Regions from separate parts of the Homo sapiens genome. Here region 1 is linked to region 2. A link is a loop called in an ENCODE intact Hi-C map of the cell type or tissue named here. Cell type or tissue: mammary epithelial cell. All regions are shown on one strand. Each heading gives the region's core, and the rest is flanking DNA. Links, peaks and the distances in the headings are about the cores only. Region 1 has its middle 31 kb from the start of PHLDA1-AS1. Region 2 has its middle 170 kb from the start of PHLDA1-AS1.

What was found. Hi-C counts contacts between places; a loop is a spot of excess contacts. Peaks named below come from ENCODE experiments on the same cell type or tissue, not always from the same donor. Only the 100,000 strongest peaks of a DNase experiment are listed, where the experiment ranks them.
Region 1: a loop joins it to region 2, with 6 times the contacts of the local background. A loop is called at or near these places in 3 of 110 quality-filtered maps.

Annotation. Positions count from the first base shown.
Region 1 is chr12:75,997,884-76,000,693 of GRCh38, forward strand. No RefSeq gene overlaps it. Among named protein-coding and RNA genes, the nearest start is that of PHLDA1-AS1, 31 kb to the right of the region's middle. In mammary epithelial cell, for the core only: no CTCF peak of the experiment used is centred there; a DNase peak (open chromatin) is centred at 1,558; H3K27ac peaks cover 2,500 bases.
Region 2 is chr12:75,861,662-75,864,471 of GRCh38, forward strand. No RefSeq gene overlaps it. Among named protein-coding and RNA genes, the nearest start is that of PHLDA1-AS1, 170 kb to the right of the region's middle. RefSeq lists a silencer at 1,348-1,642. In mammary epithelial cell, for the core only: no CTCF peak of the experiment used is centred there; DNase peaks (open chromatin) are centred at 1,150, 1,510 and 1,950; H3K27ac peaks cover 2,500 bases.

The DNA of each region.
Region 1 (2,810 bases), core at 215-2,714, 140 kb after region 2:
ATGTTTTCTCATGATTAGAATGAGCTTATACAATTTGGGCAAGCATATTAGAGAAACGATGCTATGTTCTTCTCGGTGCATCATAGTAAGTTATTGTGTCCATTTTCAAGATGAAGATTCTGAGGCTCAGAAAAGGATCCACAGCTAATGAGTAGCAACACCTAGATATGGAAACAAAATTTGACTGTCACCGGCTGCCTCTGTACAGGAAATGGATGAAAAAACATTTGGGGGCTGGACACAGTGGCTCACGCCTGTAATTCCAGAATTTTGGGAGGCCAAGGCGGGCAGATCACTGGAGGTCAGGAGTTCGAGGCCAGCATGGCCAACATGGTGAAACCTCGTCTCTACTAAAAATAAAAAAATTAGCCAGACGTGGTGGTGCATGCCTGTAATCCCAGCTACTTGGGAGCCTGAGACAAAAGAATCGCTTGAACCCAGGAGGCAGAGGTTGCAGTAAGCCAAGATCGTGCATCACTGTACTCCAGCCTGGGTGACAGAGAAAGATTCCTTCTAAAAAAATAAAAAATAAAAAAAGTTTGGAATGAGACTTTGTAAAAGTCAGAGGGACTTTGTAAAAGTGGGAGGTGTTGGAATGCAAAACTGATGAGTTAGAGCTGTATTCAGAGATTGGGTAATTATTAAAAGAGCTTGAGCAAGGTATTAAGACATGAAAAGCAGTATTTGGAGGCAATTAACCTGAACACAGGACAGGCATATCTTTGAGATATTGCAGACCACCACAAAGAAGTAATTATCATAATAAAGCAAGTCACACAAAGTTTTTGATTTCCTAGTGCATGTAAAAGTTATGTTTACACTATACTGTAGTCTTTAAGTGCACAATAACATAATATTTGAAACAATAATGTGCATACCTGAATTTTAAAATGCTTTATTGCTAAAAAATGTTAACAATTATCTGAGCCTTCAGTGAGTCATAATCTTTTTGCTGGTAGAGGGTCTTGCCTCGATGTTGATGGCTGCTGACTAATCAGGATGGTGATTACAGAAAGTTGGGGCAGCTGTGGCAATTTCTTAAAATTAGACAACAATGAAATTTGCCATAAGGATTTCTCTGTAGCATGCAATATGTTTTGATAGCATTTTATCCACAGTAGAACTTCTTTCATAATTGCAGTCGATCCTCTCAAACCCTGCCACTGCTTTATCATCTAAATCCTTTGTTCTTTTTTTTTTTTTTTTTGAGACAGAATCTCCGTTGCCCAGGCTGGAGTGCAGTGGCAAGATCTCGGCTCACTGCAACCTCCGCCTGCCAGGTTCAAGTGATTATCCTGCCTCAGCCTCTCAAATAGCTGGGATTACAGGCATGTGCCACCATACCTGGCTAATTTTTGTATTTTTAGTAGAGATGGGGTTTCACCATGTTGGCCTGGCTGTTCTCCAACTCTTGACCTGTTAACCTCAAGTGATCTGCCTGCACTGGCCTCCCAAAATGCTGGAATTACAGGCATGAGCCACCATGCCCAGCCTAAATCCTGTGTCCTAATTTCAACAATGTTCACAGCATCTTCACCAAGAGTAGATTCCATTTTAAGAAGTCACTTTCATTGCTCATCCATAAGAAGCAACTCCTCATCCATTCAAGTTTCAGCATGAGATTGTAGCAATTCAGTCACATCTTCAGGCTAATTCTAATTCTAGTTCTCTAACTATTTTCACCACATTTCAGTTACTCCCTCCACTGAAGTGTTGAGGCCCTCAAAGTCATCCATGAGGGTTGGAATCAACTTCTTCGAAACTCCTGACAATGTTCATATTCTGAGCTCCTCCCACGAGTCACAAATGTTCTTAATAGCATCTAGAATGGTGAATCCTTTCCAGAAGGTTTTTATTTTGCTTTGCCCAGATCCATCAGAGGAATCAGTACCTATGGCAACTATAGCCTTATGAAATGTATTTTTTAAATAGTAAAACTTGAAATTTGAAATTCCTCCTTGATCCACGGGCTGAGGAATGCATGTAGTGTTAGCAGGCACAAAAACATTAATCTCTTGGTACAACTCCATCAGAGCTCCTGGGTGATCAGATGCATTTTGTCAAAGAACAGTAATATTTTGAAAGGAATATATATATATTTTAGCAGTAGGCCTCAACAGTGGGCTTAAAATGCTCAGTAAACCATGCTGTCAACAGATATGCTGTCATCTAGGCTTTGTTGTTCCATGTAGAGAGCACAGGCAGAGTAGATTTAGAATAATTCTTAAGGACCCTAGGACTTTTGGAATGGTCAATGAGCATTAGCTTCAACTTAAACTCACCAGCTATACTAGCCCCTAACAAGACAGTCAGCCTGTCCTTTGAAGCTTTGAAGCCAGGCATTGACTTCTCCTTTCAAGCTATGGAAGTCCTAGATGGCATCTTTTTCCAATATAAGGCTGTTTTGTCTACATTAAAAACCTGTTGTTTAGTGTAGCTGTCTTCACAAATTATCTTAGCTAGAACTTCAGGATAACTTGCTGTAGCTTCTAAATCAGTACTTGCTGTCTCATCTTGTACTTTGATGTTATAAAGATGGCCTCTTTCCTTAAACCTCATGAACCAATCTCTGCTGGCTTCACACTTTTCTTCTGCATCTTCCTCACCTCTCTCAGCCTTCATGGAAAGGAAGAGAGTTAGGGCTTTGCTCTGGATTAGGCTTTGGTTTAAGGGACTATTGTGGCTGGTTTGTTCTTTCTCCATACCAACTAGAAGGCTGTTTCCCTTTCTTATCATTTGTGCATTCTCTGGAATAGCACTTTTAATTTTCTTCAAGAACATTTCCTTTGCATTCACAACTTGGCTAACTG
Region 2 (2,810 bases), core at 75-2,574:
GTAGACACTCTCAGTATTCGAGGCCTTGTACCAAAAATTAGTGAGAGCTTTTTAGCCAGCTACCTGCTTAGGGTACTAGGACAGTAGTGTTGGTTTGTTCTATTTGATTCAGGTACTTCTCAACAGTAAGAGAAAACTTTTTTTTAACACAGGACCTGATGAGAAAAATGAGACAATATATAAGGAAATACAACCTCCTATGATAAATGAATTGAATCCATATACCTTACTTATTGTAAGCAAAAATACGTATGGTAAAATATAAATAATCACAGGTTTAAATGTCCTCCTCTCTAGAACATTGGTAAAGCCCTTAACCAGGACCACTTGGGAGAGAAACTCTGTCCTTATCTGAGTCCAAATCTGCATCTTATTTTATAGTTTTCATCCATGAAGGTCTTTTTTGGCTGTTTCCTGTTGTCAGTGCTAATATGCTCATTGTAAAGAACTTTGAGTTTTTATGTCTACAATTACTCAAAGTCCAATGCCTAATACACAGGTTTTCTTCCATTTAAGTCATCAACTATATTTCTAGTATTGTTCCAGTCTCTGCTCGTAATTGCTTTTGTACGAGCCTGTATAACCAAAGAAACTTCTAAAGATACAGTCCTCTTATATGACCACTTTCAAATGGAACTGTTCCGCTCAAAGCTTCAGATCTTTCCTCAGGTGAGGCAGAGAGAGAAATCACTTCTAAATTGAGCATTTAGCCTTCATTACTATATTCCCTATATCACAATGTACTGTAAATGGTTCACTTATCTTGCATTTATCCCAAGGTACTATAAATTTATGTTTAATTATTTGATTGTTTATCTCTACCATGAGTTATAATAAGTCTAGGAGGACAGGGAGCATCTGTATTGTCTATTGCTGAATCACCTATACCTAACTTGATGCCTGGCTCACATAAATGTTTCATAAATATTTGTTGAATTGAAGAATGGACGGATGGATAATTGTTCCCTGCTTTTCCACAGAATATTTCCTACAAAGTTACTATCCACCCTTGAGGCCCCAGAGAACAGACAGGGTAGCACATTCATTTGTGTGTGTCCTCAGTACTGAGACCAAGGGCTGACACAGAGTAGTTGTATAATGAATGTTTGATGAATGACTGAATAACCTAAGGCAGAGTTCACTAAGCCATATGATTCATTGCCTTGTTGTTCAATACCTTCCACAAAAGAGTTGCCTAAGCTTGTATATAATCTGAATCAAATCAGAGGATTCAGCAGAAATTCTCTGAACTTGAATAGTCTGGCTTGTGAAACAGCTGAATATCTAAACATTCCCAAGTTCCCAAATTGTATGTAGACTAAATAATTTGCAACCAGGAATTGTCCTTGTTAGGGAGATTAGTGCTGAGAATATCCCAATTTGTACACTACTAAGTCCAAGAAACAAATTACATGTCTATTTGCCAGAGCCATGGTTTCTGTATGGCATCATCTCAGATGAGTCAGGACCAAAGAGGTCATCAGTATCAGAAATGCAGTGACTGATTTCCTGCACCGTTGAAGGCTGAGAAATAGGATTTGGGAATTGAGCTTTATAGTCCAAATATTCCTTCCATCACCTTACCCCCCCATAAATGCATGCACTCAATTGAAGTCAGATTACTCAGGCTGACTATAAAAGGCAAGATTTTCCTGTTTCCATTTTCAAATATAAAATAGCCACCTATAGGAAATAAAACATGATTCACAGTTAGGTAAATACTCTATTGTTAGTGAGTCAATAAACATGAATCAGTCGTATACTTATAAAGACAACCTGAAAGAATTTGAGGCATAGGATAACAAAATAAAAATTAGAGCTAACATCTGTTGAACATTTTGCTGTTCACCAAACATTGCACTAACAATATGGAATATATGACAGTTAATTTTAGGTATCCACTAGACTGGGTTGGGAATACCCAGGTAGCGAGCAAAACATTATTCCCGGGTGTGTCTGTGACGGTGCTTCTGGAAGAGATAAGCATTTGAATCAGTAGACTTAGTAATCAGCAGACTTCCATCCAGGCTCTGCACCGACTAGATGATGATCACCCACATCCTCTGGATAAAAAGCCAGAGGGAGAGTCAATTCATTCTCTTCTGGGTTGGGGATAGCCATCTTGTCCTGCCCTCAGACGTCGGAACTCCAGGTTCTCAGGCCTTCAGCCTTGGACTGAGAGTTGCACCGTTGGCTCCCCTGTTCCCAGGCCTTTGGACTCAGACAGAATTACACTACCAGCTTCTCTGGTTCTCCAGCTTGCAGACAGCATATCAGGATTTCTCAGCCTCTATAATCACATGATCCAATTCCCTTAATAAATTCCCTCTTATATCTATATATATCCTATTGGTTCTCTTTCTCTGGAGATCTCTGACTAATACAGAATATATCTTTTAAATCTCCATACTAACCCAAGAGGTAAAGTCTATTATTATCACCATTTTATAAATAAGAAAACTGACATCCATAGAAGTCAAATAATTTTCCCCAGATGACACATTATATAAAAGAGGGGCCAGGATTTAATCCCAGAAAGATAAAAAGGTAAAAATCTAAGCCAATCATTTAACATCTGAGTCAAGAAGCAGAGAAAAATCAGTGAACACCTTTAAAAGTTCTTTTGGGGTTAAGGGAGTCTGGCATACAAGTAGGATTTCCACTTCTATGCAGTTCAGACAGGAAAGGAGATGGTCCCAAAGTGGTAGGTGTGGCTGGGAATACAACCAATTTGAATCAAAAGGAGGAAAGAAAATCAGTTCCAGATCCAGAATACTATGTGTCTCTCCCAAGGCCTATTCCCCTCCCAC